3 separate regions of the Mus musculus genome follow, and regions 1 and 2 are each linked to region 3. The links are chromatin loops, found by intact Hi-C in ENCODE. Cell type or tissue: left cerebral cortex. All regions are shown on one strand. Each heading gives the region's core, and the rest is flanking DNA. Links, peaks and the distances in the headings are about the cores only.

Evidence for each region. A loop is a pair of places that touch in the nucleus more often than their neighbours do. Peaks named below come from ENCODE experiments on the same cell type or tissue, not always from the same donor. Only the 100,000 strongest peaks of a DNase experiment are listed, where the experiment ranks them.
Region 1: a loop joins it to region 3, with 2.5 times the contacts of the local background. A loop is called at or near these places in 17 of 42 quality-filtered maps.
Region 2: a loop joins it to region 3, with 2.3 times the contacts of the local background. A loop is called at or near these places in 2 of 42 quality-filtered maps.

Annotation. Positions count from the first base shown.
Region 1 is chr17:47,477,301-47,487,672 of GRCm38, forward strand. It overlaps a transcript of Taf8 not described here. Among named protein-coding and RNA genes, the nearest start is that of Taf8, 20 kb to the right of the region's middle. In left cerebral cortex, for the core only: a CTCF peak has its summit at 5,307 (motif pointing left); a DNase peak (open chromatin) is centred at 5,295.
Region 2 is chr17:47,593,101-47,603,472 of GRCm38, forward strand. Ccnd3 (cyclin D3) reads left to right here and starts at 367. Exons shown (of 5, transcript NM_007632.2): 1 at 367-752; 2 at 1,634-1,849; 3 at 4,320-4,479; 4 at 4,903-5,039; 5 at 5,509-6,589. The coding sequence starts at 555. The coding sequence ends at 5,676. It overlaps Bysl (bystin-like), which reads right to left. Exons shown (of 7, transcript NM_016859.3): 5 at 9,538-9,698; 6 at 9,292-9,394; 7 at 6,231-8,798. The coding sequence ends at 8,453. In left cerebral cortex, for the core only: a CTCF peak has its summit at 5,124 (motif pointing right); DNase peaks (open chromatin) are centred at 2,402 and 5,143; H3K4me3 peaks cover 1,172 bases; H3K27ac peaks cover 259 bases.
Region 3 is chr17:47,381,402-47,391,773 of GRCm38, forward strand. It overlaps Guca1b (guanylate cyclase activator 1B), which reads left to right and starts at 3,992. Exons shown (of 4, transcript NM_146079.1): 1 at 3,992-4,295; 2 at 7,709-7,858; 3 at 9,580-9,700. The coding sequence starts at 4,089. It also overlaps a transcript of Mrps10 not described here. In left cerebral cortex, for the core only: CTCF peaks have their summits at 2,874 (motif pointing left) and 5,392 (motif pointing right); a DNase peak (open chromatin) is centred at 5,407.

The sequences.
Region 1 (10,372 bases), core at 1,379-9,378, 96 kb after region 3:
TGATAACTCCAGCTGTGTCAAGTTGACACAAAACCAGCTAGTATAGTCTCAAACTTGGCAGTTTGAAAAATCTTCCTGCCTCGGCTTCCTAGGTGTGGTAATTAAAGGTGTGTACCCTTGAGCTTGACTCTATCTTCTTCCTTCCTTCCTTCCTTCCTTCCTTCCTTCCTTCCTTCCTTCCTTCCTTCCTTCCTTTAGTTTTTTTTTTGGGGGGGGCGGGCAATTCTCCCGCCACTGACTCTGGAATGTTAGGGTTACCACAGGCTCTGGACTCTACTTATTTTTTTTAGACAGGGTTTCTCTGTATAGCCCTGGCTGTCCTGGAACTCACTTTGTAGATCAGGCTGGCCTCGAACTCAGAAATCTGCCTGCCTCTGCCTCCCGAGTGCTGGGATTAAAGGCGTGTGCCACCACTGCCCGGCCTGATAGACCTTTGCCGAAACCCGGGAATGAACTCTACTTTTTAAAAAAGGATTTTTTTTAAACTTTAGGTGTCTGTGTGTGTCTGTGTGTATAATCTCCCATGTGTGTGTCTGCATGTGTAATCTCACATGTGGGTGTGCGTGTCTGTGTGTGTAACCTCACATGTGTGCAGAGGCTCAGAGAGGTCAGAAGACACTGAATCCTCTGGAACTAGATTTGTGAGCCTTGGTTGTAACCTGGGTGCTGGGAAGCTAACACATGTCCTCTGCGAGAGCAGCAAGTTCTCTTAACTGCTGAGCCGTCTCTCTAGCCCTCTCTGTTTTTTAATTCCATATATTTTGTGATTTACTGTTTTTGTTCTAAAGTGCCTTTAAAGCTAGGTGGTGGTGGTGCACACCTTTAGTCCCCAGCACCTGGGAGGCAGAGGCAAGCAGATCTCAGTGAGTTTGAGGCTAGCCTGGTCTACAGAGTGAATTCCTGAATAGCCAGGGTTGTTATACAGAGAAACCCTGCCTCAACCCTGACCAAATAAAGTGTGTTTATTATCTAATAAAAAGCATGAAAATACTTATTATTATTATTATTGAATAACAACAAGCCTGTTTATTAGATATATGTTTCTGAGGCCTTCCTATCGGGACTGCCAGCAGAAAATTGGAACATGGAGTCATGTGACACATGTGCACACAGACCACCATATATACACTCCTGCATACACGCCATCATATATACATGTGCACAGAGAGAGAGAGAGAAGGAAGGAAGGAAGGAAGGAAGGAAGGAAGGAAGGAAGGAAGGAAAGGAAAGGAAAGGAAAGGAAGGAAGGAAGGAAGGTTGGGAAGGAAGGAAGGAAGGAAGGAAAGAAGGAAGGAAAGAGAAAGAAAGAAAGAGAGAGAGAGAGAGGAAGGAAGGAAGGAAGGAAGGAAGGAAGGAAGAAAGAACGAACCAGGAATGCTCTAAGGGGCTTAACTTTTCCCGATATTCTGCTTCTTCCTTCCTGGTTCATTTACATAAACCCAACTAGAAAACTTGCCCACCAAGTGTCCCCTGGTCACTGGGTACAGTGCCACCCACCTGTGTGTGACCCAGCACTTGGGAGCTGGAGGCAGGAGGACAGGAAGTCCTAGGCTAGCTTTGGCTGTACGTGTTCAGAGATGGCGTCTCATCTTCCAGCCCCTGCCTCCCAGGCACTGAGTTTTCAGACCAAGGCTATCCTGTACGTTCAAGGCCAACCTGGGCTACATGAGCCCTTGTCTTGGATAAAAAGAAGCTGCTCCTAAATGAACCCCATGAGAGTGAGGCTGGGAAGAGTGAAAGTCTTGTTTCCTTCTTACCAAGTCCAAACTCGACCTCAGAATAATGTCAGCAGAGTGGTGATAACTAACAGCCCCACGGGGGCTGCCGAGACCACTCGGAGGGTAAGAGTGATAGCTGCTCTTGCAAAGTACCCAGCACCCATGTTACAAAGGGGTCCACGGGGTCTGACATTCTCTCCTGGATTCTGTGGGCCCTACACAACACAGAGCACAGATATATAGATAGACAGGCACGATACCCAAACATAAAATAATAATAATAATAAAGAAACTATTTTTAAAATTAAAATGGGTGGCCCAAACCTTTAACCCCAGCAACACTCGGGAGGCAGAGGCAGGTGGATCCCTGAGTTCGAGGCCAGCCTAATCTTCAGGTTCCAGGACAGCCAGGGTTACACAGAGAAATCCTGTCTCAATAAAGAAATGACAGACAAACAAATACAAATAAAATAAGTGAATGTGCTTGGGGACAGCAGTGAAAGGACCATCACTTTGCTTGATTCTTTTTGTTTTTGTTTGTTTTGTTTTGTTATTTTTGGTTTTTTGAGACAGGGTTTCTCTGTGTAGCCCTGGCTGTCCTGGAACTCACTGTGTAGACCAGGCTGGCCTCGAACTCAGAGCTCCGCCTGCCTCTGCCTCCCGAGTGCTGGGATTAAAGGCGTGCGCCACCACGCCCGTCACTCTGCTTGATTCTTTAGCCATCAGGGAAGGGACAGACCCTGGCTCTGGAGAGGAGGTGGCACAGCCTAGGGAGCAGGGGATCTATCTCACCCTGTGGGAAGGCTGAGTTTCTGAAGTGGCTGTCTTCACACTTGTTTGCACCAGGGTAATTCCTGACCAGAATGACAGGCAGTTGCCTGGCATTCCAGGGAAGGTGAGAACCCTGCGCTCAGGGAACATCCTGGCTCCCTTCTGAATAGGCTGTCCACTAGAGATGCTATCTCAAACATTGCTCTGTGGGAACATTCCCTCATTATCTCATTAAGCACAATACAAAACGCTTCTGAAAACTGCCATTCGCTTATCAGATTGGCAGGAATGCTTGGCTGCAGTGTGGGAAACCAGGTTTTGGGGTTTTGGTTTGGTTTTTTTTTTTTTTTTTTTCTCCTGGAGGAAGGCTATTTGGCAGCAACCACTGTCTCAAGCCACTCAGGTTGCTGGGACAGAGCTCCACCCATGGAGACTCAAACTTTAAAACAACAACCACCACAACCAGGCCCTGAGGTTTTGAAGCCTAAAAACTAGCACTGAGACTAGAGACACTCGTCCATGGAGAGTCCTTGCTGCTCGGTCCAGACCCCAGCACCTCAGATCAAGCAGCTCACGGTGCCTACGACTTTGCTCCAAGGTCACTGATGCCTGCTTCTGGCCTCGGCAGGCACGTGCATGCACACAGATGCTCGAAAGCGCCTGCTCGCGCGCGCGCGCACACCCACACACACACACACACACACACACACACACACACACACGAGTTTGCACGGTGATGATGTCAGCTCCAGGTAGGTGAATACAATGACAGCAGGCCACCGTAGCAGTGTTTGCTGACAAGAGCTCAAGTTCTGTGCATGCCAGGAAATCCATTAGGATAGGCATGTCGGGATGCTCTGCATCCATCCACATAAGCCAATAAGGATGCCGCTTATGTACCCGGAATGACCTCCAAGAAAGAGTGAGGTGTGCACACGTGTTTCAGGGGGAGGGACAGGCGTGTGTAATAAGCCAGGAATGTTGGTATAACCCCTGAAATTCCAACCTTTGGGAGACTAAGACAGGAGGATTTCTGTGAGCTGGAGGCCAGCCTGGACCACATAGTGAACTAAGCAGTACTTTCTAAGCATGCTCAGTTTGGGATCGGTTCAGTAAGAAGCAATAAACTGAGTGTGTGTTGGGGGGAGGGCATTTGTTATAGTCTGCTCTCAGGAGGCCGAGGCAGGCTTGTGTCACTTTGAGGTCAGCCTGGGTTATATAATGAGTTCAGGGCAACACGGGTGACATAGTAAGACTTTGCCTCAACCCACCCAGCCACCCTAAAAAGGAGGAGGAGGACAGGGGAATCTAAGACACATTTTGGGGACGCTTAGGTCAAGGGTATGGGACATGTTTAATTGGCTAGGGTGATGGGCAGGAATGCCTGTGGACATGCTCAGCCTGCACCATAGAGGAAGGTGCATTAATACGGGAGTGTGCTCTCAGGGTGCCAGCCTCCACCCCACCTAGCGACTGACCTCATGCAAGCTGCTTAGCTTCAAAGCCCATTTCCTGCTGTACTAAGAAATGAAGTACCGTACTATAACCCAGGAGGACTGTACTTCACTCCTGGGCTGAGAGCGAGGAGTGAGATTTGGCCTGTTTACAAGCTTTCCCCAGTGCCCTGCATCCTGGGGCCCAGGAGACGGTGTAGTGGGTAAAGGCATTGGCTATCAGAACTGATAACCTGCCTGGCAGTGGTGGCGAACGCCTTTAATCCCAGGACTTGGGAGGCAGAGGCAGGTGGATCTGTGTGAGTTCAAAGCCAGCTTGGTCTACACAGTGAGTTCCAGGACAACCAGGGCTAAGGAGAGAGACCCTTTTACAAAAAAAAAAAAAAAAAAAGCAACAGAACTAAAATACAACAAGGCCATCTTGGGCCAGGTGCAGGCCTACCTCTGTAATCCCTGCACTTAGGAAGTACAGGAGAGTCCTCAGCTCAAAGCCATCATCCATAGCAGCTCTAAGGACAGCAGAATCACAAACAAAACAAAAACTACATTTCTGATCAAAATGCAAACTCCATGGTGAGGCCAGAAAGCTCTCGGGTCTGTTTGCAGCCTCGCCGCCACTGCCATACTTAGTCCGAGCCACTCAGGGTATCCTGTGTCTCTCCCTCCTGCCTAGTCCTTCGTCCTTCCCTCCCTCTCTCCTCCCTCACTTCCTTTGACTTGGTCATCTTGAATGTCCAACGCAATTGTCACCAGCCCCAGACCCAGAAAGAGACTGCCCCCTCCTCTGAGCACTCGACTGCCCTGGGATCAGGCCATGGGAAGACACTGGTTCCTACCAGCAGACCAGCAAACGTTCCCTGGTCTCAGGCCACTGCATGGTGAAGAGGCAGGCACTCGCTCAGTGGGAGTGTGAACTGGCAGATTCAGGACTGGGTGACCTGCTTAGCAGACATGTGCAGCAAAGCAACACACACACACACACATATTAACTGATTGGACACACAAAAGAGCTGGGAGGAGGGGTGCTGTTGACAAAATGGCTCTGTGCTTAAGGAGAGCACTCGTTGCTCTTACAGAGGGGCCAGGATCAGCTCCCAGCACCCTCACGGTGGTTCACAAGCATCTGGAAGTCCAGTTCTCGGGGATCTGATACCCCCTCCTGACCTCTGTGGGTCCTACACACAGGTGGTGCACATATGTGCATACAAGCAAAGCACTCATACATAAAATGAAACAGATGGGTCCTCAAAATGGAAAAGGAACATGCAGAGCTTGCTCTCCCAGAAGATACAAGTTTCATTCCCAGCATCCACATCAGACAGTTTACGAACTGCCTGTAGCTCCAACTCCAGGGGATCTGGCGCCCTCTGCTGGCTTCAGTGGGTACCAGTCTCTCATGCATATACACCTCCACCTAATTCATTCTCTCTCTCTCTCTGTCTGTCTCTCTGTGTCTCTGTCTCTCTGTCTCTGTCCCTCTCTCTCTCTCTGTCTCTCTCTGTCTCTGTCTCTTCTCTCTCTCTCTCCAGAATGTCTCTAAGCAGCCCTTGCTATTCTGGAATTCCCTATGTAGACCAGGCTAGCCTTGAACTCACAGAGATCTGTCTGCCTCTGCCTCCCAAATGATGCCTGGCTAAAACTAAATCTTAAAAAAAAAAAAAAAAAAAAAAAAGACAGGGCCTGGTGATGATGCACATCTCACCTTAAGTCCTAGTAATTGAGAGGCAGAGACAGGCAGATCTCTGAGTTTGAGGCCAACCTGGTCTACAGAGAAAGTTCTATGACATCCAGGGCTACATCAAGAAACTCTGCCTTGAAAAACAAACAAACAACACCCCCCCCCCAAAGCAGAAGGTGTAAAGGCCCCGTCTGTCACCCAACAAGTCACAAGGATGAGCACAGAAAGAACCTCTGTCACAGGACTATAGAGCCTTGAATCAGAAATTCTTTATTGGGCTGGAGAGATGGCTCAGAGGTTAAGAGCACTGACTATTCTTCTGAAGGTCCTAAGTTCAAATCCACATGGTGGCTCACAACCATCTTTAAAGAGATCGGACGCCCTCTTCTGGTGTGTCTGAAGACAGCTACAGTGTACTTAGATATAATAATAAATAAATCTTAAAAAAAAAAAGAAATTCTTTATTATTCGCACAGAGGACACACTAACCACTAGGAGAAAATACTGTTTATACGGTATCTATCCCGCTATAAAAGGGTATATTTACATGTGTGTTTGGTACATAAAACCATACTGACTCATCAGGAGCTTCGGGGAAAGGCCAGAGAGCCTGGGGTGGGAGAGGGAGGTACGTGTTATATCTTCTTCTGTCTTCCAAGTTCTGTGCTGAATTCATACATCATCTGTTCACGAGTCAATAAAATAGCTTCTAACAAAGACGGAACAATGATGTAAGCAAATGGAGAGGACCTAAACCATAAACACCAGGAGGGGAAATTCCTTGCGCTTGTTTCCAGGGCTGGAAGCATCCATGACAAATCTGTACCTGTAGGCTTGGTTCCTCTCCCCAGACTGGCAGCTGGGGCTGTGCACGCTGATGGTCAGAGACTTAAGCACTCGCTTCTGGGTGACCCTGAGCGAAACAGAAGAATGATAAACCTGTCACCAGGAAAACTCAGAGGTGGCAATAAACGACAAGGCTCAGGCTCTTCTTGTTCCTACAAAGACACTGGGAAGAGCCTCCCTGCTCTGCCCTGGGCATGCCTCTGGGCTGGGGATGTCACATGTCACGCAGTGGTAGAGAGTGTGCCCAGCAGGGCACTGGGCCCTGGGGCATTTGGAGAGCCTGGGACCCTCAGGATAAAGGGGTGTGGTTCTTCCTAGCACCACATGGGAAGCCTCATCCACTCCAGCTGCCCTTTCCTGGGATCGTCCTGATTTACTGATGTGGAAGTGACAGAAATGCCCCAACCCACCCCCAGCCTGGTATAATCAGGTTTTACAAGGGCAAGGCCTCCTTACAACTGACTCTACACTGGCTCCACAGAGATGGGACAAGAGCCCCAGGCCCAAGGAGGCCTGGATCTCATGCCTCTCAGGCCAGCTCCAAGCTGCACTCTATTGCCCTCCCTTCCTCTCTCTGCTTACCCTCCCCTCCTCCCTCTGCCTCCCCTCCCCTCCTCCCTCTGCCTCCCCTCCCCTCCTCCCTCTGCTTACCCTCCTCTCCTCCCTCTGCCTACCTTCCCCTCCCCTCCTCCCTCTGCCTCCCCTCCCATCCTCCCTCTGCTTACCCTCCTCTTTCAAAGGCTCACTGGGCCAACCCCACCCACTGAGATCTCAGCAGAGGCCTCAGACCAGCCCCCTTCTTTCTCTTGGTCAGAGGAGGCAGAACAGGTTCCCTCTTGTTTACCCATCTCCCTGGTAACACAGGCCTCCACAGGAGGGTGTCCTCCAGGCTATCAGTAGGTTTCTGTTTCCTGCCTCTTCTTAGGTAGGGTACACTTTGGCTCTCTGGGGCTAGGGCCAGTCCGTCCCCCCCAGTTCCTGAATGGCTAGCTCTAGCTGCTCCACCCCTTCACCCCACCATAAATCCTAACTGGGAAATGCCACCCTCTGTGAGGAGTTGACTGACCTTGTTCCCAGCCCTGCCTATGGTCCTCTGCCTCCACATCTCCCTCTGAACAGCACCCCAAGCCCTTGCTGAACTGAGCCCACTTGACCCTCCCGTGCAAGTCTGCCTACAGTCTGGGGGCACACACGCTCCTGCCTCTGACAGAGAGTATGCTTGTTTGCTGTTCTCTTTCCACAAAGATGGCTGCACTTTGTGCTCTACTCAACTACAACGTTCTTCTTAGGCCATTTTTTTTTTTTAAAGGGCAGCTCCCACAATAATTCCTCCTGCCCTATTTTGTGACAAGTGCTGCCTTTATCTGCCCTGCCAGAACGGCACCAAACTCTGCCCCCACAAAGTGGCTGCTCATATGGCCTATATCAACAGGTCTCAAATCCCCTGTCAGAGATCCTGAAAGAAGCAGGGTGGGTGGAGGACAGGCCATTCGGTTCTCTGGCTGGCCCCTCCCCCAGCCTCTCCTCCCAAGCCCCAGTGCCTGCTTGGCTTCTGTGAAGGCTTTGGCCACTGCCTGCTCCCCAGGTTAGTAGCCCAAGCTTTGCACACTACCTACCCCTTATGGCTCTTAGTTTCCTTGTCCCATCCTTCAATTCTTTTCCTCCAGGTCTCTGATGGCACCACGGGACTGACATACCACGTGTGTTGTGGGCTGTCCACTGCCCCTCCATCCCCTACATACACACACACACACATACACACACACACACACACACACACACACACACACACACACAGACACACACACACACAGACACACTGTGGGCTGACACACACACACACACACACACACACACACACACACACACTGTAAGAGCTGGGGAAGCAGGGACCTAGGTCTACCCTGGTATTTGTCAGTGTCTGTATCCAAATGGTCTCCCTTAGAAAAAGCTCAACTGCTGTTTGAGTGACTGCAGAAGGGAAGGGTGGAATGGGGGACAGGCTGAAGGGCTGGAAGGAGAGGCACAGGACAACCAGGAGCCAAGTGAAGACTTTCTCCCTGCAGGGTAGAAGCCCCTTCTGGCACCCTCTACAGCCTACAACACTTTTAGTTTCATTTTGTGTAGTTTCCCACTAGAGTGAATTCCCTGGAGGTAGGAACTATGTATGTCTTGTTCAGCAGAGTATCATTAGAGTTGGCACCGTGCCAAGCGTTCAGCATACACAAGAGGCTCTGGACCTCTATCTGCTAAATAGCGCACAGGAGGATGAGTGACCTGCAAGACAAAGACCTGTCAGGGGACCTCATTGGCCAGGTTTGCACTGGAGACATTTGGACTAGGGGTGGCCAGTCTCTGGGAGGATCTCCAGTCTTACTGCAGGGCTGAGAATGGTCTACCCTGGCAGGGGATGTGGCTGGGGAAGAGCAGGGAGCCTGCGCATTTGGGTGGGGCAGCATCAGACTGGCAGGGAGGAAGAGTGTGCTGTCTAAACACAAATGAACAAGACCTAGCATGGTCTACGCAGAGGACAAAAACCAGACAACTGGGTACAAATAGTTGGATGCTGAGACCAGCTGGGCAGAAACGTCTGGAGGTGGAGGACCAGAGGAACCATGTCCCTGGCATGAGAGATGGCACTTCCAAGACCCTTCTGGTTGGGTAGGCACATGGGGAAAAAACATCAAAGAAAGACCAAGATGTTGGCCGAGGACATCTACAACAGAAGGCAAAGGAACAAGGTCAAAGAGGAAGCGATAACCTACTGGTCGCACACCAGGAGAGGCTGGCCTGACCCAGGGCCTGAAGAGCACCTGGCAGTGCACCGGTGTCTAGGACTGGCTGCAAAAGTGGCCATGTCACTAGGCGCTTGGCACTGCTCAACAAGATTCCCCTGAGCCCGCCTTAGTGACAGGTTTTAAACTGCCCGCAAGCCTTAGTCTGTTCTTTCTGCAGTGAAAAGCCCCTCATTTTTTACCTAGGCCCAGAGCCATTTAGCTAAAGCCACACACCGTCACTTCCTTTGCAAGAAAGCCACCCCGTGCTTGGTGGCTGGGGTGCGGGGTGTGCAAAACAGCTTCTAGGTCTTGCTCTTATAAGGAAACTCAAAGTTCCATTTGCCTAGGCCTCTTCGCTGCCTGTTCCCTGGAACATGCACCCAGGAGATGGTGGCTTCTACCTCCCATCCTGCGACAATGACCAGAACCCCAGGGGATGGAGGAACTAACATGCAGCGGGGGCCCTGCAACATGATCGTCACTGTGCTAAGCTACACCTTTCATGGAAAGCAGATGTTTCGTTTCCAGGGGTGGGGTGGAAGGATGCCACGTAGGATGCTTTTATGTGGAGTATGTGTGTGCACAGTGTATGTGGAGGGATGGGATGTTTGAGACAAGGTCTATACCCCAGAATGGCCCGCTGGAGCTAAGCATGTACTTCTGACTTAAACCACCCTACCCTGGGGCCATGTCCAATCTCTTCCACTCGTGGGCCAGTCAGTACATGAACGTATGATGGAGTGATTAGAGGGACAGAACCTCCGACCACCGGAAGGCATCTAAGCATCTAAGGGAGACAGCAGAGCTTGGGGCAGAAGGCCTAAGACACCCCCCACCCCCACCCCGTCCTCAGCTGCAGAGCCATAACATTTGCTTTTAATGCTATGTGAGTGTTCGTAATCTGCGATGTGTAAAACAGAACTGTGGCCTCTGAGATGGGTCCTCAGTGGAAGGAGGCTTATTTGGCATCCCCAGGGCCCCGAGTTCACCCCCACACCCCCACACACTCCTGCAAAGGAAGGGGTTGGTGGAGCAGCTGGATTCTCAGCATCCACAGGTGGCAGACTTGTTCTAACTCCAGCTCCAAGGGATCCAGTGCCCTCTTTCGGCCTCCCTCCGAGGAGCCTT
Region 2 (10,372 bases), core at 1,327-9,326, 210 kb after region 3:
CTCGAGGCCATTCCTAGAAGCCACTTTAGGGTAGGAGTGACCCAACTATGTACAAAGTTATGACCACATTCCCTAGAGCAATGAAATATGACGTATACACGAAGGAATAACTTTTGGCGCCTAGTTCTTTCCTGGGTGGCTAGAATCGCGACGGGGCCCATTGATGGGGAAGAGGGCACCCTTCCAGAAAGTTCTCTCTACCCTCTTGGTCAGAAGGGACCCGAGGGCCCGGAAGCGTGCGGGCCGGAGCCCAGCGGACCAATGGGGCTGCGGGGAGGGAGGGAGGGTATAGCGCCCGCCAGCCCTTTCCGACTGCGGCCCCGCCCCTTAGAACGTTGTGACGTAGGAGCATTCCACGGTTGCTACATCGTCGCGAGGGGCGGGGCGCCTGTCAGGGAAGCGGTGCGCGCGGGTGGCGGGCGGGCTGGGGCTTCTCCGCACAGTGCCAGCGCCAGCGCCAGACCCGCCCGCACCCCGCGCTCTCCCTCACGCGCGTCGCTTCTCCTAGGACTCGCTAACCCGCACTCTTGCTCTCACCCGTGAGCCATCGCAGGATGGAGCTGCTGTGTTGCGAGGGCACCCGGCACGCGCCCCGGGCCGGGCCCGACCCGCGGCTGCTTGGGGACCAGCGTGTCCTGCAGAGTTTACTCCGCCTGGAGGAGCGCTACGTGCCGCGAGCCTCCTACTTCCAGTGCGTGCAAAAGGAGATCAAGCCGCACATGCGGAAGATGCTGGCATACTGGATGCTGGAGGTAAGGCCCGAACGGGTCCCCTCTCCTCACCCCACCCCCACCCCCGGCTCTGGGACAAATTGAACTTTCCCTGTCGGATCTTTGCGATCCCGACCACAATCTGCAAGATGCTTTGGCGGCCCAGACTACTGGGGCCTGGCCTTTTCACACAGGCGCCCTAAGCAGCTGCCTGCGTTCTGTCCCTTTCCTTTCCCCAATCCTGATCGGCTTCTTCTGTGATTTCCAGTCACTTGGCACTGTAACTAAACTTCACTTTGGGTCGGGAAAGCGGGCTAAGGGCCACTCTTTCCCCAGTGGCTTTCCTCGGTGTCTCCTGCTTCCTTCTTCACCCGGTGCTCTCTGGAGGGCGCGTTTGGAAAACCCTGGCCTCGGCCGCCTTAGCCCCAGAACTGGTTCCTGTGTCTATCGCGGGGTTCTGGCGGGGGAAACTGGTGGGTGGGGGTGGCGCAGGCTCGGTTCCGGTCCACAGGGAAATGAAAAGTGCGGGAGACCGCGGCAGGAGTTCCCTCCCTTCCCCCTGGGAGTGTGTGTGCAGTGGGTGGCGGTAATGAGGGTAAGGTCCCAATTCTCTCTAGGTGACCCTTCCGTCCCCCTTCCGCTCGCCGTGGGGGAGGGGAGTCTGGAATCCTTCGTGAGCATGGGCTTCTCTTTTACACCCCCTACTCCGGGGTGGGGAAGAGACCATGCAGAGGAAGTGGGGGGGTCACCTTGGGGAGGGCACATCCTCCTCGGTTATTGATACTTGTCGCTCTAAGTTTATCCCTTCTCGGTTTATTTTTTGCTTCGCATTCCACTCTCCCTCCACCCCCCACCCCCACTTCTCCACGCTGCCGTGTTTCACTTGGTCCTTCCCTAGCAATGACTCGTGCGCCCTCCCTCAGGTGTGTGAGGAGCAGCGCTGCGAGGAGGATGTCTTCCCTCTGGCTATGAACTACCTGGATCGCTACCTGTCCTGCGTCCCCACCCGAAAGGCGCAATTGCAGCTTCTAGGTACCGTCTGCCTGTTGCTGGCCTCCAAGCTGCGCGAAACCACGCCCCTGACTATTGAGAAGCTTTGCATCTATACGGACCAGGCTGTGGCTCCATGGCAGTTGCGGGTGCGTGCGGAATCCTCCCCCCCCCCCCCCGCCCCTCCACCAAACATACGATCGCCCTATGTACTAGTAAAAGAAAAGCCAAGCTCACTCCCTCACCCACCAACCCTCCCTTCGCCCCTGGCTGGTATTTTGGGACAAAGGCCTTGTAGTGTGGTCGTGGTGCTTCGGTTGCAAGCTTAAAACTAAATGAATCCCTTTCCTCTGGCCGCAGTGGGGTTCCACTCCTAACTCGCCCCCCCCCCCCCCAATAGCAACAAGTCCAATTGCGGGTCTATACACCAGTACTTTGCCTCTGGGTTTACACAGCCACCGTGAGTTATTTATTGGCAGCAGCAGGGCATGTCTGCACACCCCCACCGGAGTGGAATGTGCTTCACGTGGGGGAGGGGGCTGCCTTGCATGAGCCTTTATCCCCGTGTGGACTTTGTGATGGAAAAGCCTCCCGGAGCTGATTAAAGCCAGGCCCTGCTCGCTGGAAGGAAGCGCTGAGGTGTTTTCATCCCTTTCCCTCCTATCCCCGAAGACACCGCTCTTTTCTAAACCCTCCCTTTCTTGTCTTCCTTCTGAAAAACTCGAGCAGCTGCTCTGGGCCCGTGGAAGAGTTTCTCCCTTTGCTGCTCAGCCAAAGGCCAGAGCCGAGACAGACAGGGAGCTGAGCTGCAGCTGCTTCCGATGTGATAATGATGCCGGTCCCCTGGCCCTCCCACTCAGACCAAGGGCTTTCATAACCCTGTGGGGAGCTGCTGTCACTCCTGTGGTTTGGGAAGTGGCTCCTTGGGGCCTCTTGCTGGGAACTTGGGCTGGGCTCCTCCAGGCGGGGCAAAAAAAAAAAAAAAAAAAAAAAAAAATCGGTTGGGTTCTGCCCTGCCCCGGAGGAGTCTAGGGAGGAGGTGGATCTGCTTGGATCTGGAAGGGAGCTTGAACGTCATCTCCCACAGGGTCTGGGGGAGAGGGTGGGTGAGCTGGCACCTCCCTCCACCTTGTTCTGTGGCTGGCCAAGCCTTCTCTGACCCTGAGAGGAGTCTCTGGGCCCCATCTCCTAGGGAGGAGGGCAGCAGGCAGACTCCTGTGATTGGCTGGCTGGGAAGCTAGGGTACTGGGGCCCCTGACTGCTGTGAGTCGGGGAACTGGATTCCTCTTCCTGTCAAGCAGCTCTCACGGATGGGAGGCCTGAGTTGGGAATCCGGGAGGCCCCACAGCTCTTTGTGATGAATCTAGTTTCCAGAGCCAGGGAGCACGATGTTTTTGAGGGATTGAGGCTGGGAGGTAGGAGACTTACTCTTTGTGAAGAGATTAAGGGTGGTCTACATGGCTGTGTGTGAGGGGAGTTTTTCAGAATAGGCAAAGCCCTCCTTCTCCTGCTCGAGGCCCTGAGCTGAGAGTGGCCTGCGGTCAGAGTTGTGAGGGACTCCAAGAACTCCAGCAGTCTAAATCCACACAGCAGAGCAGAGGCCCCAGAAAGGAGGGGAAAATCCGACCAGAGCGCCTTGAAGGCAGGGATGGGTTGCTGCTGCCAGCTCCTCTGATCTTGGGGTAGGGCTGGGGTTTTTCATGTCATCTGGATACAGGGGAGCGTGCCCACCTAGTGAGGACTCCCACACTCCTGGTTGCCATTGGGGTGCCCCTTTAGAGGCTGGATGCTATTTGGTTATTAGGATAGAGCCCAGGGTGCAAGCTTCAAGCTTCCTTGCCTTACTTCTGGCTCTAGTCCAGGCTGTTTCTGTGGGGTTCTGTAAGAAGCCTGGGGCTGACACCTAGGTCATGGGACAAAGAAGAGGGACAGCTGTCACTGGGGGGGTCCTGGAAGATACTGGGTGGGGCTGACATTTCTACCTCAGTGAGGAGTCAAACCCATGAGTTCCTTCCTGAGATAAAACAATGAAGAAATCCTCCTGTGTGCAACTCGGAAGTGCAGCTCGGGCCAGGGCTAGGAACTTCATATGAGTAGACTGAGGTTGGGGCTCCTAGCCTCCTCCTAAGACCTCTGAATGGTTATGTAGGCTTGGACAGGTTTCTCAGGGGTCATCTGGATTCATCCTGTTTGGCTTGGATGCCCTTGTCTGGAGACAGGACCCACCCGTGATGTCCCACAAAGGGGGGTGTGGGTTGGGTTGGGCAACCTCCTCTTTGAGGAACCTTAGGAGTGGCTTCATGCTCATTTTGTTTAAGAGACCTGGATGCGATGTTGGGGAAGAAGAGATTTCCGAAGCCTGTGGAATTTAGAGTTGGTCTGTTTCAACTCACGCCCGCCTCAGACTCATGGGAGGATTAAGAGGGATTAATTCAGGTCGTTCTAGCACCTAGTAACCATCAATAGATGCTTAAGTGTACGGCCCTAGTTCTTCCCTGCCCCAAACCCGTCATCCCGCGGCAGCAGCCCCTGAAGCCAGAGGCAGAACTGTGACCCTTCTGTCAAATTCTCGGCCCCCTCGGCCGACTGCTGACTCCATGTTCCTTCCCTAACCCCCAGGAGTGGGAGGTGCTGGTCCTGGGGAAGCTCAAGTGGGACCTGGCTGCCGTGATTGCGCACGACTTCCTGGCCTTGATTCTGCACCGCCTGTCTCTGCCCAGTGACCGGCAGGCTTTGGTCAAAAAGCATGCCCAGACCTTTTTGGCCCTCTGTGCTACAGGTAAGAGCCAACCTGGGGGAAATTGTGGGGTTTTTTGGGAAGGATACGTAGTAACAGCCAGGAGATGGTTTCAGTACTCAGACCTGTGTACAGTGATCTGGGAATACTGAATAAAAGTTACTTGCCTAAGGTCTTCATAGCAGGGTTTTGGATATTTTGTTGTTCCTGGTGCCAGGTACACCTTGGGTAGATGGAAAGTTTGTTGTTTGCTCATATCTCAGAGGAGGTCGGGCTGTGGTCTGGTGGGTCAGTGATAGGGTGCATTCCTCAGTCAGATTGCCAACACTGTGAGCACACACCAACCAAACCCCCTCCTCCCTAGGATCTACCTTGTCCCCTTGGCTCAGTGTCACCCCATTCACCACTGGGGGTTCCCAGGATGCAGCCTGGTGTGTTGTAAGATGGCTCCCTTTCTTTTCCCAGATTACACCTTTGCGATGTATCCTCCATCCATGATCGCCACAGGCAGCATTGGGGCAGCCGTGCTAGGCCTAGGCGCCTGCTCTATGTCTGCGGATGAGCTCACAGAGTTGCTGGCCGGGATCACAGGCACTGAAGTGGTAAGTCTCAGCCCCTCGCCCCCCTTCACAAAATTAAAAAAAAAAAAAAAAAAAGCTGTTCCTCTGAATCTCCAGCAGAGGGCACCATCCACCCGGGCCCCCAACTATGATTGTACGCCCTTGCCTGCTTCTCTGGCCTTTTATCTCTGGCTCCAGTCTGGAGAGGAGTGGGTGGGGTGAAGGACACTTGGCATGTAGATACCCTTCTCTTGACATCTCTTGACAAGTGCTGTGTCTCGGACAGGGGTGGGGGACTTGGTGTCAGATGGAGGGTTGCTCTCACACCCTTGCCACATCCTCTTGCCAGTTTCTGAGAACTAAAGACCTGATTCCTGGGCTGGGCTGTGGCCTAACCTCCCCAGACTTCCCAGTGCACAGGGGGTGGCCTTTCCACCTGCTTGCTGTCAGTGCTGTGAGGGAGAGAGAGAGGCCCAAGGATGAATGACCTTGTTTTTTTTTTTTTTTCTAGGACTGCCTGCGAGCCTGCCAGGAACAGATCGAAGCTGCCCTCAGGGAGAGCCTCAGGGAAGCTGCTCAGACAGCCCCCAGCCCAGTGCCCAAAGCCCCCCGGGGCTCTAGCAGCCAGGGGCCCAGTCAGACCAGCACTCCCACAGATGTCACAGCCATTCACCTGTAGCTTGAGACAGGCCCTCTCAGGCCACCAAGCAGAGGAGGGGCCCCTGCCACCCCCTCCCTGCCTCTAGAACAATCCATGCTATATCTGAAGCCCGAGGGGGGCTCTCCTTCCCCCTCACAAAGCCCAAGGGGCCAGGTCCTGCCTATCCCCACAGTGTGCACTAAGGGGTTGCATGGTCATGAGGGGCGTCTTCATGGCCAGTCAGCTCCTCTTCCTTCCCACTCAACCAGCTTGGCTGTCCTGGGCCATGATGGTCAGAGAAATACAAACAGGTAAAATCCACACACCAGCATTTCTTTTGAGTCCCTCTTCTGTCCGGGGCTCCAACCTTCTCAGTTGCCAAAACGCCCCAGTACCTTCCAAAGGTGTTGGCCCTTGCAGGCTCCTTCGGGCATCCCGATAGAAGCTTATGAGGAGCTGCCCTAGATGGCCTCTGTGTAATCCGTACTCCAGCTGCTCTTAGAGGGAACAGCCTAGGCTTTGGCCAGAGCAAGAACCCATACACTGTTGCTTTGCTTGCTGCTTAGCTTCTGTGATTGTGGGGTCTTAAGGGTGCCGTGGTCATTTTAATTTATTGCTTTGAATACAACTGTAAGAGGGTACAGTGAGGCCTGTACCCCACAAGTGGTGGTAACCCTGGCGGTTGCTCTTTCCCTCCCTTCTTCCCCTCTGCTACTGCTTTGTGGCCCAGGAGCTGCTACAGCCTGGGATGGGGGTCACGCCTTCCTCTCCTCACCCCTCCACCTCATCTTCATCAGAGCAGGGTTAGGTTGGGATGGATCGATGCCGTGGAGGTGACAGAGCTATCTGGAGAGAGGGCAAGCCCTAGGGTCACAGGTCTTTCCTCGGGCCACAAGGTTTGGGCTGGTGGCCCATTTCTATCATGCTGCCTTAATAAAGATTTCGGAATAAAGGTGGCTCTTGTGATCCCTGGGGTTGTGGGAGCTGGGGGGCACCAGGCAGCTGTCTTAGGCAGAGCACTTTTCCTGGGAAGGGTTAGAAAGGTGCCGCCTAGGCAGCATGGCCTGCTTTCCTTGTGGACGAATTACAGCGCTAAGGAGCAGCCAGCATTACCCAGAGGGCTCATCGGGAGACAGGGCTGGACCCTTACACAGAACCCTAAGATTCATACGACATCAGGCATGGTGCTTCCTTAGCACACTCAGGGCAGACAGAGGAAGAGGGCTAGCCTGTGCTACATAGTGCAGAACTTTGGCTCAGCGACAGCACTGGCTACTCCTGAGAGCCTGGACTCAATTCCCAGCAGTTAACCATTTTAAACTCCAGTCTCAGGGATCTGATGCTGAGGCACAAAGCTCAGAATGTATTAAAAAAACAAAACCGGATGAATGGGGTTAGGGTGTGGCTGGAAGCACTTCCCCTAGCAGGGAGGCAGGCCCTTCCTCAGTGGTGCTGCAAAGGAGCAGCCCTGCATGGGAGAGGAGAGGAGAGGAAGAGGGAGGGAGGAAGGGAGGGAGAGCTTGAGTGAGCTCAGGGAGTAATTTGGTTGGGTTGGGCTAGGTTTGTTCTCTTTGCTTTTCCCTAATGTTTACAAGATGATCTACTGTGTAAGCAAATATGAACTCAACAGACCAAACCTTCTCAGATATACAAACTGGATTGTTATAGACACACGTTTTCAAAAGTGAACGTGATACAGCAAGGTGACTTCAAGTCAGTCAGCTGTGATGCAATGGTCTAAGGGTTTTTGTTGTTGTTTTTGGTGAGGTAGTGTTTCACAGCAGTGGCTGGCCTCAAACTTACAGATCCATGGTTGGCTGCTACTAAAATTTCATACAGATTTTCTCAGGCCATTAAAATAATACAAAGATTGTAAGCCTAGCCCTCAAAAAGTTGAACCATCAGGCAGGTGGGTGGCCAAGTTCAAGGTCAGCCTGGTCTACAGAGTGAGTTCCAGGACAGGCAGGGATACACAGGGAAACCCTGTCTTAAAAAACCAAAACCAAAACCAAAACCAAACCAGACAGTATTCTTTGCTCATTAGTTATGCAGACACAGGAACCTGACCTGGCGTCTCAGCCAGCCTAAAGCTCTGGTTGCTTGATAGCTAGGAAGAAATCCCATTTTTTCCTGATTCTGTTGTGTCACTGTCCCCTAGCAAGGGCCTGCAATATAGTCTTCCCTGACAGTGAACCACTGCCACTTTTCCAACAGACACCTTTCCAACATGGCAGCAGAATCTGGCATCCCTAGAGTCGGCCCTGACTGTACGTCATGGTAGGAGTCAGGGGCGCGTGTGCATACATTTCCTGTGAAGAACAAAGGAAGCAAGAGTCTAGAGACACAACTTTGAAGAATAAGGTGGGGTGAGGTTTCTGTGGGAAGTAAGAACCCGCTCTTCTGAGCTGGGGACAGGGAGGAGCCAGCAGTGACTCCCACCTCTCCCGTGGGTGACAGGGGAGAGAGGCAGGGACCTCCAGGGACCAAAACACAAGAGCTGCGATAAATAAATGCCTGTTTTCTCCGCACCCCAGCGAGCTTACACAGTATCTGGAGAGAGCAGACCTTATACCAACTGCCAGGTGGGTTGTGGGGTCGCTGAACCGAACTGAGGTAACTCCGGTTAGCTTCCAGAAGTGAGCAGGGACCAAAGCCTAAAATGGCAGAGAAAGCCAACCAGATGCAGTCCTCCCTGCCCAGGATTAGGCCACGGCAGCCATAGTAGCCCTTCAGTGTCTTGACCTAGGTCTTTAACTATACCAGCTGGGGTCCTGGGGTGGTCCTGCGCCCCCTGGGCCAACACAGGTGACTGTTCTCATTCCATGGTGACACCACCATCCTCCACGTCTCTGGGGACAGCGCTCTGAAGCTCACGCCTGATCTCAGGGGACAGCTGCGGGTGGGGCTGCAGCCGAAGCAGCTCCAGGAGGGCCTCCTTCTGCTCTGTGGCCAGGTCAGCCTTATAGCGCTGCGCTAGTGTCAGCAGGCACTGGTGCCAGAGGACAGGCAGCTGGCGCTTTTCCGTCCGGAAGGCCAGAAAGTGGAAGACCAGAGCGTCGAGCACGCGGTAGGGCAATGCGTACTTCTTATCCAGCAGCAGGCGCAGGAAGATGCTGTTGGCACCGCTGTATTCCATTTCTGCGATCTTCAGCATGGCCGCACTGGAAGGGAAGGTGGAGTCACAGGAATTAGGCCACACCTATGGGAGTCCTCTTCTTACACTGAGCCTTACTTCAGTGTTCCCAAGGGGGCCACCACAGGCTGCTCACCTGTTGATTACTATGCTCCTGAGAGTTTCTACCATCTCCATCCATCTGCCCCACCCACACCTCTGCCTCTGGCTCGGAGAGCAAGCAATCCCTGTGTTTAACTACAGATCATGTCCAAATGTCTCACGATCCGCACATTTTAGCACACTTTCTTCCTAGATGCCCATTTACACACGCAGTCATTCAATTATACTAGCTACCAGGACCCTGGCCCCTGCTCTTGAAGACCTACTATTCTGTTGGAGTAATCATACACCCACTGACATAAACGGCTAGACTCGAGGTAATCATAGCTCATTCTCCATTCGCACCCTCACGACCAAGTTCCGGCCTCTCTATCACACGGCTCCTCTCTGACCATCCTCCTCCACCTCCCCACCACTACCTGGAGTGCAGCACGGGGATGGAGCACTTGGTGATGATGCTGCCCACGATGATGGCTTCACGGAGGGTACAGGTGCCGGACTCACACAGTGGGATCAGGATTCCTAGGCAGAGTCAGATGCAGTGGCTTTTAGACCGGGGTGAGGGAAATGAGGCGCAGCCCCCAGCAGCCCCAGGCATCAAGGACCCCCAATGATCTGCCAAGTAAGAGCCCCACCCCCTCCTTTCTCCCCTGCTTCTGCTCTACCTTTGAACCAGGCTCCAGGCTTGAACAGGGCCTTCTTGAGCGCCATGTAGAGGTGAAAGTTGAGTCGTTTGTATTCAGCAATGTCATCTCGCACTCGGGGAAGCAGGACAAGGTTGTAGAAGCGCTGAGCCATGCGCTCCTTCAAGTTAGAGGCAAAAATCCTAGCAGGGTAGGAGTTTCCAAGTTACCAGAGAGCCTGACCCTGGCCCTTTAAGAATCATCGCGGATGGTGCATTCGAGAGGTTTTATAGTCAGACACGGGGACAGCGTGTTTTATAGTCAGAGCTGTAGCATGGGAGTGAAAGCTCTTCCCACTGAAGAGTACCACAGGACTTGGTCATGAAAAACCTGGTGAGATGGCTCAGTGGGTAGGAGCACCCGACTGCTCTTCTGAAGGTCAGGAGTTCAAATCCCAGCAACCACATGGTGGCTCACAACCATCTGTAACAAGATCTGACTCCCTCTTCTGGAGTGTCTGAAGACAGCTACAGTGTACTTACATATAAAAAATAATAAATCTTTAAAAAAAAAAAAAGAAAAACGAAAGAGCAGGGGGCTGGAGAGATGGCTCAGCGGTTAAGAGCACGGCCTGCTGTTCCAGAGGCCTTGAGTTCAATCCCCAGCAACCACACAGTGGCTCATAGACATCTATAATGAGATCTGATGTCCTCTTCTGGCCCGTAGGCATATATGTAGACAGAATACTGTATAGATAATAAATAAATCCTAAAATAATAATAATAATAATATATATGTAGACAGAATACTGTATAGATAATAAATAAATCCTAAAATAATAATAATAATAATAATAAAATAAAAACCAATAGACTAT
Region 3 (10,372 bases), core at 917-8,916:
TGGCCACTTCAACCTGACTTGAGTTTGTTTCCTGAAACTGGAAATATACCGGTTTGTTCTGACCTCTACACTCAGTTGTACACACACACAGCCTCAGCTACAAAGTAAGACCTTGTCTTAAAAACAAAATAAGAAAACCCTACTCTGTTGGGTCAGCAAGATGGCTCAGCAGGTAAAGGTGCTTACCACCAAGCCCTGTAGCCTGAATTCAATTCCCAGAACCCCCTGGTGGAAGGAAAGAACTCCTGAAAGTTGTCCTCTGCCCTCCACACACGTGCAGTGGTGTGGACATATGCATGCTCATATATAAAACCTAATTCTATTTTTATGGAGCTTTGAAGAACTCATTTCAGTATATTCAAACCTTCTTCCCTGTTCCCTTCTTTCAATTCCTTTTCCTCACTACGAACAGCTTGACTGGGAGAAGCGTCCTAAGGATGAACAATGACAACAAAGGGAGCACAGAACATACATGGCTCTGGTGGGCCCACTGCTGGCACAGCCCAGAGTGAGGGGACATCACCGCATTTAGGCCTCAGCAAGGCAGGACAGCAGCGTGCAAACTGATAACAAGGCTTCATCTAGGCCTGGCTGGGGCAGTGCGCTCAGCATCTGCGTGCACGCGCTGGCTGGCTGCCTGCAGTCCCTAGGGCTCTCGGGGGTGCCCTGCTCCATGCTTAGCTCCATAAGCCCTTACTATTGTTACACACCTCAAGCAATGCTTCCCCACTATGGGTTCTTAATCCTCTTTAAAGCGATATATTTATGCCTCAGTAGGTCAGCGGTATTTATAGGGCAGGTTATGGGCAGCTGGCCCACTTGAAAACCCAACCGATTTGAGGTTTCTCGGTCAGAGACTACAAGTTGTGTTTCATTCATAGAATTCTCCCTTCCTCCTGGATACTGAAGATTGAACCCAGGACCCTCACACAGGCTAGGAAGAGCTCACTACCAAGTTAAGCCTCTCTCTCTCTCTCTCTCTCTCTCTCTCTCTCTCTCTCTCTCTCTCTCTCTCTCTCTCCAAAAGTTTCACTTAGGCCTCCAACATATACTTTTCTGTGCGTGCCTCCTAAGTGGCTGGGATTATCGACCTACATACAATTCTCTTCTTCTTACAATTACTTAAAAAATTTTTTTTATTTATGTATCTGAGTACACACTGTAATTGTGCAGATAGTTGTGAGCCTTCAAATGGTTGTTGGGAATTGAATTTAGGACTTCTACTCTCTCCAGTCAACCCCACTTGCTTCGGGGGTGGAGGGTTGTATAGCCCACAGGGAGGAGACAGCTTCAGTGAAGGCCAACCTGGCCAAGTGAGGATTACATAGAGAAAGAGAGACAGAGAGGACTGAGCCCCAGGGGAGAAGCACCCGGAGTGCTGAGCCTGCATCAGAAGAAGGAAATGAGCCAGATGACAAAGGAGAAGCACACGGAGCGACAGGTTGCAAGCACAATGGGTTGGGGGATCACTGGATTGATGGAATTAGTGTAAGTGAGTGAAGAAGAGGAGGCACGAGACAGACAGTCGAAGGAGCATGGGGGAGCCCCATGCTTTCACACTGCAGGGTGTTTGGGAGCCCTGCGGGCCTTTCTGGAACAGTGCTAGGCTCCACCGGAGCTTCCTGAGCCAGCTTACTGGGAGTGGACGCCTGAGAAGTTCCATGAGTAACAAATTCCCAGAGATGGCTGCTGTTGGGACCATGGGTGAATGGGGGAGGTGGCCACGCTCTTTAGAGCTAAGTGGGTAGAGGGCAGAAAGGTGGCTCAGTAGGCAAAAGGGCTGGTTGGCACAAACCTGGTGTTCTGAGCTCAGGCTGGCTGCAGTGGTATGTATCTGCTTTCCCGGCACTAGGAGATGGGAAGACAGGAGAGTCTTCTAGAAATTTGCAGGGATAGGAAACAGAACAGCAGAAATAAGAGAGACCCTAAGTCAACGAGGTAAAGGGAGCAGACAACTCCTGCAAATGCCCTCTGACCTCTACGTGCACACGCTGTGTACATGTGTGCCTGTACTCACACAGACCCAAAAGAATTAGCTAAGCAAACAAAAAACAACCGAGGAAGCCAAGGGCCCATGAGTTGGCATGGGCAGGGCCAGTCATTCACTTGGCAGTCATGGGAATGCTGCCTGAGTCAGGGACATCCCTGTTGAAGGACAGAGAGGGAAAAAAGTAAAACAGCAAGGCATGGCTTCAAAGGGACAGACATTTACATTCTTCCTCATTTTTACTTAGGTGTGTGTGTTTGATGGTATGTATATCAGGTGCCTGCAGAAGCCAGAAGAGGCATTGGAGCCCCCTGAAACTGGAATCACAGGCAGTTAGTTGTAAACTGTTCAGTGTGGTTAATGGGAACCCAACTCAGTCTCTTCAGAAGAGTAGAAAGGACTCTTAACTACTGAGCCATCTTCTCCAGCCTTGGGGCAGGTGGTTTGAGGAGGGACAGGGGCCATTGCAGACAACAGTGGGGCACAAGGAAAGCACCAGCCCAAACCTCAGGCCCAGAGAAATGTGGGACATGGGAGAAAACGTGTCTAGTCCTGGAAAGGATGACAGTGGAGGTAGAGGCCTTACCTGGAGACTAATGGTGAGATTCAAAGGAATCAGGGTGTCAGGTGACAAAGATCACTGAGCCATGAGGTCAGGCCAATTCCACAATGAGCATCCATCCCAAGGACAGGCTCACAAGTGTGCACTACTTCACACGGCTTAAAAACCAACATAGGTTCTAATGGGCTGGAGGTATTGCTCAGTGGTTAGGAGCTTGTTCTGCTCTTGTAGAGGACCTGAGTTCCGATATGAGCACACATGTTAGGTGGTTCACAACTGCCTGTGACTCCAGCTCCAAGAGATCTACCGCCCTCTTCTGGCCTCAGTGGGCACTGCACTCTCATGAGCACAACCCTCACCATACACACACACATACATTTTTAAAATAATAAAAACACATTTTTAAAAAAAATAAAATAAGCACAAATGTTGGAGAGATGGCTCAATAATTAAAAAAACACTTGTTCTTGCAGAGTACCCAGATTCAGTTTCCAGCACCCACATGGTGACTCACAATGAATTAACTCCAGTCTGGGGGACCTGACAACCTCTTCTGGCCTCTATGAGCACTGCACACATGTGATGCTACACACACACACACACACACACACACACACACACACTTCTTTACATAAAATAAAAATAAGATCTAGCCAAGCATGGTAGGAAACACCTTTAATCCCAGCACCCAGCATTTGAGAGTTAGAGACGACAGGTAGATCTCTGTGAGTTCAAGGCCTTTCTGGTCTACATAGTGAATTCAAGGCTAGCCAGAACTGCAACGTGAGAACCTGTCTCAAAAAATGAAATCTAAAAGATAGCATAAATATCTACTTTGGTTGTTTTTGTTATTGATGCGGTGGGAGTGGGAGTGTCCCCCTGTGTCAACAGGGCAACCCAGAGTGGTTTTGAACTCGAGACCCTTCTGCTTCTCCAGTGCTGGGATTATAGTCATGAGCAATGAATATGTACTTGATTCAGCATGTAATAACTATGTGCTTGGTCAACCTAGTGAATGTGTAACCGCTGCTTAAAGCAAGGTCATGTGGCCTTTAGTATCAGAGCCCTTGCAGACACTGTGGACCACTCTCCTGGGTCCTGCCCGCGGGTTAGTGCTCAGGAGTGGATGGGAGCAATCACGGAGAGAAGGGCTGGAGAGACGCATCTGTCCTTCAAGATTCAGGCATGGTCTGTAAGGGAGCTGCAGACACTGGTGGACCAAGAGCCCTGCCCCCACCCCACCCCATCCCCCAGGCTCTTACCCTCATAGCCTGCCTCTCACTGGACCTGTGGAGGGGCGAGGCAGAGGAAGCTTAGCTTTCTGGAGGTCAGACCTCCCCAGGAATCTCCTAATGGTCTTTACACCGCTAAGCTGCCCGGGGTCTGCCCCTCCCTTCTGGAGGTCCCTTCACAACCAATCAAGTTCAGTTTCCCCGAGACAGTGAAAGGGCTGCTCAGACCAAGGAGAGAGGAGCCTAAGGTCAGCGGAGGACTTGGAGGAGGTAGCGGGCCTGGCTGAGTCTCTTTCTAAAAGCCGGGATGGGGCAGCAGCTGAGCTGGGAAGAGGCGGAGGCGGCCGGGGAGATGGATGTGGCGGAGTTGCAGGAGTGGTACAAGAAGTTTGTCGTGGAGTGTCCCAGTGGGACGCTCTTCATGCACGAGTTCAAGCGCTTCTTCAAGGTCACGGGCAATGAGGAGGCCAGCCAGTATGTAGAGAGCATGTTCCGAGCCTTCGACAAGAATGGGGTAAGGAACCCAGCAGGGGAGGACCTGTGACCCACCCGTTCAGTGAGACTACAGTTCCGCTCAGCTGCCCTCCTCTCCATCCCTCCTGCCCCCACCCTCCCCGCCGCCCTCCATCATTCGTCCCTCCCTTCTTCTTACTGGCTCCTCACATCTTCCTGAGGGCCGAAGGTCACTGGCACACAGTCTGGGTTTTCTCTGGGCTTTTTAGGCCAAGGCTTTGCAGCAAAAGGACATGCTTTTACAAACCCGATAGAACCTCTGCTGCTCTCAGTACAAGGGAGAGAGAGATCCCAAAGCTCTCTTATCTCAGATCAAGAGCACCTTGCCAGGATCCTTCAGATGGCGGCTGCTCCGTTCTTCCCTCTGGGGGATGCTGGCAGGGGCTTCACTTGCCTGGGAGGAGAGTGGATAGTTGCAAAAGCACTTTCAAGTTTTTAAAAAATATATATGGAAGGGATAGCTGACAGTGTGTGTGTGTGTGTGTGTGTGTGTGTGTGTGTGTGTGTGTGTGTGTGTGTGTGTCTGTGAAGTTGTATAGGTACCCATGGAGGCCAGAAGGGGGCATCAGATACATCAGAGCTAGTTACACATATTTTCAAGCTACCCAATGTAGGGTGGGTGGGTTCCAAACACCAGTCCTCAGATAGACCAGTAAGTACTCTTAATTAACTACTGAGCCTTCTCCTCCATGCTTTAAGTCATGGGGAATTGCACAAATCAAATGCCTTCCAGTGGCACCGGCAGCCAAAAGGCACTGAATTACTTAATGCACAGATAATAATTGTGTGTGTGTGTGTGTGTGAGAGAGAGAGAGAGAGAGAGAGAGAGAGAGAGAGAGAGAGAGAGAGCATGCATCCTTCACGAATGGAGGGGTACACTTGTATGCATACGGAGACCAGAGATTGACCTCAGGTGTCAGTCCCTAGGGCGCAGCCAGCCTGTTTCTGTGACACCATCTCATTACCTAGAGCTCCAACCCCCTCCTGTGTCTATTCTCTCAGCACAGAGACAAACAGTAAGTAGGTGCCACTACAGACAGTGTTTGCAATGATTTTAAATCATATATAGGTGTGTGCATGTGCATGCAGTGCCTGAGGGGACCACAAGAGGGCAGTGTGGTTCCCATGAAACTGGGGTTTACAGGTGGTTATGAACTGCCCGCAGAGGTGCTGAGAAGAGAATTAAGCACCTGCCCTAACTGCTAAGCCTCCAGCCCTGCACCCCGCACCCCCACACCCAGCCTTTGATGTAGGAGCTAGGGAAGGAACTCAGGTCTTCACACTGGCATGGCCAGCGTCTAGTGGACGGAGCCACCTCCCCATTCCTAACTCATGGCAATGCCTTTGAGAAGCCCAGGTCCCTGTTCTCAGCGTCTCTCACTGTCTTCCCAAGTAGCTTGCTTCTCTCTTAATCCTAGGGCGTAAAATCTGTATTCAAATCTCTTAGACTTGAGCTTTGCTTCAGAGAAGTATTTTAATTCAGGGGCTGACGGCATGGCTGAGTGGTTAAGAGCACTTGCTGCCAGCACTCACATGATAGCTCATGACCATCTGTAATCCAGTTCCAGGGCATTCAGAGCCCACTTCTGACCTCCACAGGTACCAGGCACTCTTGTGGTACACATGTGTGCCGGCAAAACAGTTGCACACATAAAATAAAAAAATTAAAAAAAAAAAGAATTATATGGGAAAAAGGGCCTCATTTAAGAGTTTGTCTGGGCCAGTGTCCTGCAGTCCTTTTTATGGTATTGTGTTATGTTGAATTTTTCCCCTTCCCTTTCTCCCTCTTGCTCTGGGCCCATTCACGCCAGCCCCATAAGTTCTTTATTTGTTTCTCATTACGGATGGTTGTGATCCACCATGTGGTTGCTGGGATTTGAACTCATGACCTCCGGAAGAGCAGTCAGTGCTCTTAACCACTGAGCCATTTCAGCAGCCCGATTATTAGTATTAGTATTAGAATTAGAATTAGTATTATTTGAGACAGGGTTTTCCTATCTAGTCCTGGCTAACCTGGAACTCACCATGTAGACCAGGCTGACTTTGAACTCAGAGTTCCACCTGCCTCAGCCTCCTGAGTACTGGGATTAAATACAGGGAACACCACACCTGATGCCCCTGAGGCAGTATATAAATTGCTCTCTGAATTGAGGGGATACATGGGTAATTTGAAGAGACCGTGAGGACGGTGACCCTTGGTGGAGAAGAGCTTGTGCCACACCGACTCAGTGTGAATGCCACTTGATGGAGGGATCAGCCATGTCAGTGGGACCCCAGTCATGAGACACAGGGCACAGAGCCAACTCCAAACCTCCCAGATCCACCCCCTCCTCTTCTCCTCAAAGCTGTAGGAGCCTCACGAGGGAGTGGTGTCATCGATTTTTGTCTAAATTAAATTAAATGACGAGAAAACTGGGGTCATCTGGGTGTGACCCACAATGCTGTACAGCCTCTGGACAGCGTAGCTAGTGTGAGCCCAGCGCAGACAGACCCTGCTTCATCCAATCCAAGAAAGGAAGCCGATTCGCCCGAGTCAGATGTTCACGCCTGCATCTTTTTTTTCTTTTCTTTAATGTACATGGGTGTTTTACTTGCCTGTATGTAAGTCTGAAGATGTCAGATCCCTGCAACAGGAGCTACAGACAGTTGTGAGGTGCCCTGTGGGTGCTGGGAATTGAGCCTAGGTTCTCTGCAAGAGCCAGTGCTCTTACCGCTGAGTCATCTCCCCAGCCCATGTTTGTTTTGAGACAGGGTCTTAAGTCTGACCTAAAACTTGAGATTGCCCCTGCCTCCATCTATCTCCACCTCCACTCTTCCTTGCAATACCCTTCCTGACAGTAGCCTAGGAATGGGGGCGGGGAGGTTGTTTTTGTTTTTTGTTTTTGTTTTTGTTTTAAGAAGATGGGGGCTGGAGAGATGGCTCAAGATTCAGTGGACCCAGGTTTGAATACCAGCAACAACAAGGTGGCTCCCATCCATTCCAGTTTCAGGTGATCCAGTGCCCTCTTCTGACCTCTGTGGGCACCAGGCAGGTGCTGCTCCAAGAAGGAGTGATGTCAGAATGTGCCTCGCAAAGCTGGGGTCATTGTGGAAACTTAATTACGTTGAGAGAGGATACTCTAAGAATATATAATTAGGCCAGATAAGATATTATAAGAAACTCTGGACGAATGATGAACAGATCTCCAGTCCTGGTGGCTTGCCATCTCAGCTACTTGGAAGGGTGAGGTAGAGAGTGAGCAGGGCTCCAGGGGTGGGAACAGTGTGTCCAAAGACACAAAGGTCCCCAGGTATTGCAGGGAAAGGGAACACTTGAGTCTGGGGGACACAGTGTCAATAAGGTTCAACCCGCACTCTGGGGAGGTAAGGCTGGGAATAGGGGTGGGGGGCTCACAGCAAACACACTCAATGCAGGACAACACCATTGACTTCCTGGAGTATGTGGCAGCCCTGAACCTCGTGCTGAGGGGCAGCCTGGAACACAAGCTCAAGTGGACCTTCAAGATCTATGACAAGGACCGAAATGGCTGCATCGACCGCCTGGAACTCCTGGACATTGTGGAGGTCAGTGTCTGTCTGTGGGCTGCCACCCCATCCCATCTACCTCTCATTCCTGGGGTTATGCTTGAAGGTGGCCTGCTCAACAGGGAGCCACCTGGCACTGGCTTGGGAATCACTCATGGTGTGTTATCTATGGGTGTCAAGAAGGCCCAGCTAGCAGAGCAGTGGTGGGGCAAGCCTTTAATCCCAGCACTTGGAAGGCAGAGGCAGAGGGATCTCTGTGAGTTCAAGGTCACCCTGATCTACAAAGCAAGTTCCAGGACAGCCAGAGATGTTACACGGAGAAACCAGTCTCAAAAAACCAAAACCAGCTGGGCGTGGTGGCTCACGCCTTTAATCCCAGCACTCGGGAGGCAGAGGCAGGCGGATTTCTGAGTTCGAGGCCAGCCTGGTCTACAGAGTGAGTTCCAGGACAGCCAGGGCTACACAGAAAAACCCTGTCTTGAAAAACAAAAACAAAATAAAACAGAAAACAACAACAACAATAATAATAAGCATTAATTTGAGAGATGAAACTAAGAAAACCAATCGCCTAAGCAGCCACCTATGGGAATGATTAAAAGAGTAGATTAAACCCAAGGAAATAAAAAACAAGAAACCAAGAAGGTAGAAAGGAAAGCTGGCTGTGAGTGGCCTTGAAGATCACCGGTCAAACCCAGGGTGTCCTCTACAAGGAGCTGCAGGCCAGCCTTTACCTCCAGAGTGAGACTCTGACACACGTGGGAAGCAAACAAGTGCTGGAGAGAACAATTGTGGGTCAAAATTCTCACTGCTGTGGCGGCAGTGTTTGAAGGAAGAAGTTTGAGCAGGCAGGCGGGTTTGGCCCAGTTGCGTTTCACTCTTGCCTTCTCTTGCCCATCACCATGGGCAGATGGGATGAGGCAGCCAGGAAGCAGCCAGGCCAAGCCACACCCATCACAGACACCCACCATCTAGAGACCCTATCTTCTAAGCTTCTACGATCTACCTTCCACGGCCTGCTCAGGTTTTATGTCCGTCAGTGGGTTAAGCCTAAGCCGTTCGTTCCACCCGAACCGTTTTGAGCTAGTTTTGAGCTCTAAAACCCACCTCACCGGCACGGACTGGACATCTAAGCAGCACTCAGTCCAACCAAGCTGACACAAAAGACAGAAAAACTCAAAACTGGTTCTTTTCATGGGATAGAGGGGCATGTGTAGTGTGGATCTGTGGGTTTATTTTTTTAAGCAATCTATGTTCTACTGTTTTATGTGTATCGATAGTTTTCCTGAAGGGGCGATGTGGCACCATGAGTGTGTCGTGCCCTCAGGAGCCAGAGGAGGGGTCAGGTCTCCCAGGACTGGAGTGATGGAGCTGTTAGCCACCATATGGGGCCTAACAATCCAGCCCGGGGCCTCTGGGGAAGCAACCAGTGTTCCTAACCATTGAGTCATCTCTCCACTTTGTAACTGATTCATTCATTAGTGAAGGGTCTCTCATCCTAAAGTCCTTTGATTCCACCAAGTGGACTGGGCCCTCCCACATCCATCATTAGCCAAGAAAATGCCGAATAACTTGCCTACCGGAAGCATTTTCTCAATTGAGGTTCTCCCGCTCTGGTTGACTCTAGCTAGTCAAATGGACCAGCACAGCCAGGTGCTGTGTCACTAAGATGCTCGGCCCAGAGGCCAGTGCTGGGTGGCGGCACTAAGGGACATGGGTCCCTGAGAGTCTGTCAGAGGAACCCAGCTCTTTCTCTCTGGCAGGCGATTTACAAGCTGAAGAAAGCCTGCCGAGCGGAGCTGGATCTGGAACACCAGGGCCAGCTGCTCACGCCCGAGGAGGTGGTGGACAGGATCTTCCTCCTGGTGGACGAGAATGGAGACGGTAAGAGAGATGCAGTCTGCCGGGAAACTGCCCTGTCTGTGCGATATGCCTCCCAAAAGTCCCCCACCCCAACCACCACATCCCTGCTACTGATACACATGTCTGTGAACCGGCTGGAGAAGGATGGCATGAATAGCAAGGGAGCCAAAACGCAGGCGCACACATTTGTAAGAGCACTTCCAAGATTGGCTGGTGAAGGCTGGGCGAGCAAATGAAACTAATCCTCTCATTTTGTTTTATGTTAATGGGCGGGGTTTTTTGTTTTTGTTTTTTATTTGTTTGTTTGTTTGGTTGGTTGGTTTTTTTTTTTGTTTTTTGTTTTGTTTTTTTGTTTTTTTGTTTTTTGGTTTTTTTTGGCCTGCACATATGTCTGAGTAGCAAGTGTGTGCCATGCCCACAGAGGCCAGAAAAGAGTCTCAGATCCCCTAAAACTGGAGTTACAGTTGGGATCCACTATGTGGGTGCTAGGATTTGAACCTGGGTCCTCTGCAAGGGCAGCCAGTACTTTTAACCCTTGAGCCATCTCTTCAGACCCAAATATGTTTTTTAAAAAAGAGAAAAAGTGACCAGAGATGTGCTTCTGTGGATAAAGGCATTGTCACCAAGCCTAATGGCCTGAATGCTCCTTTAGAGAACTGGCAAGCTACATAGAACCCCAGGCTGCAGTCTGGT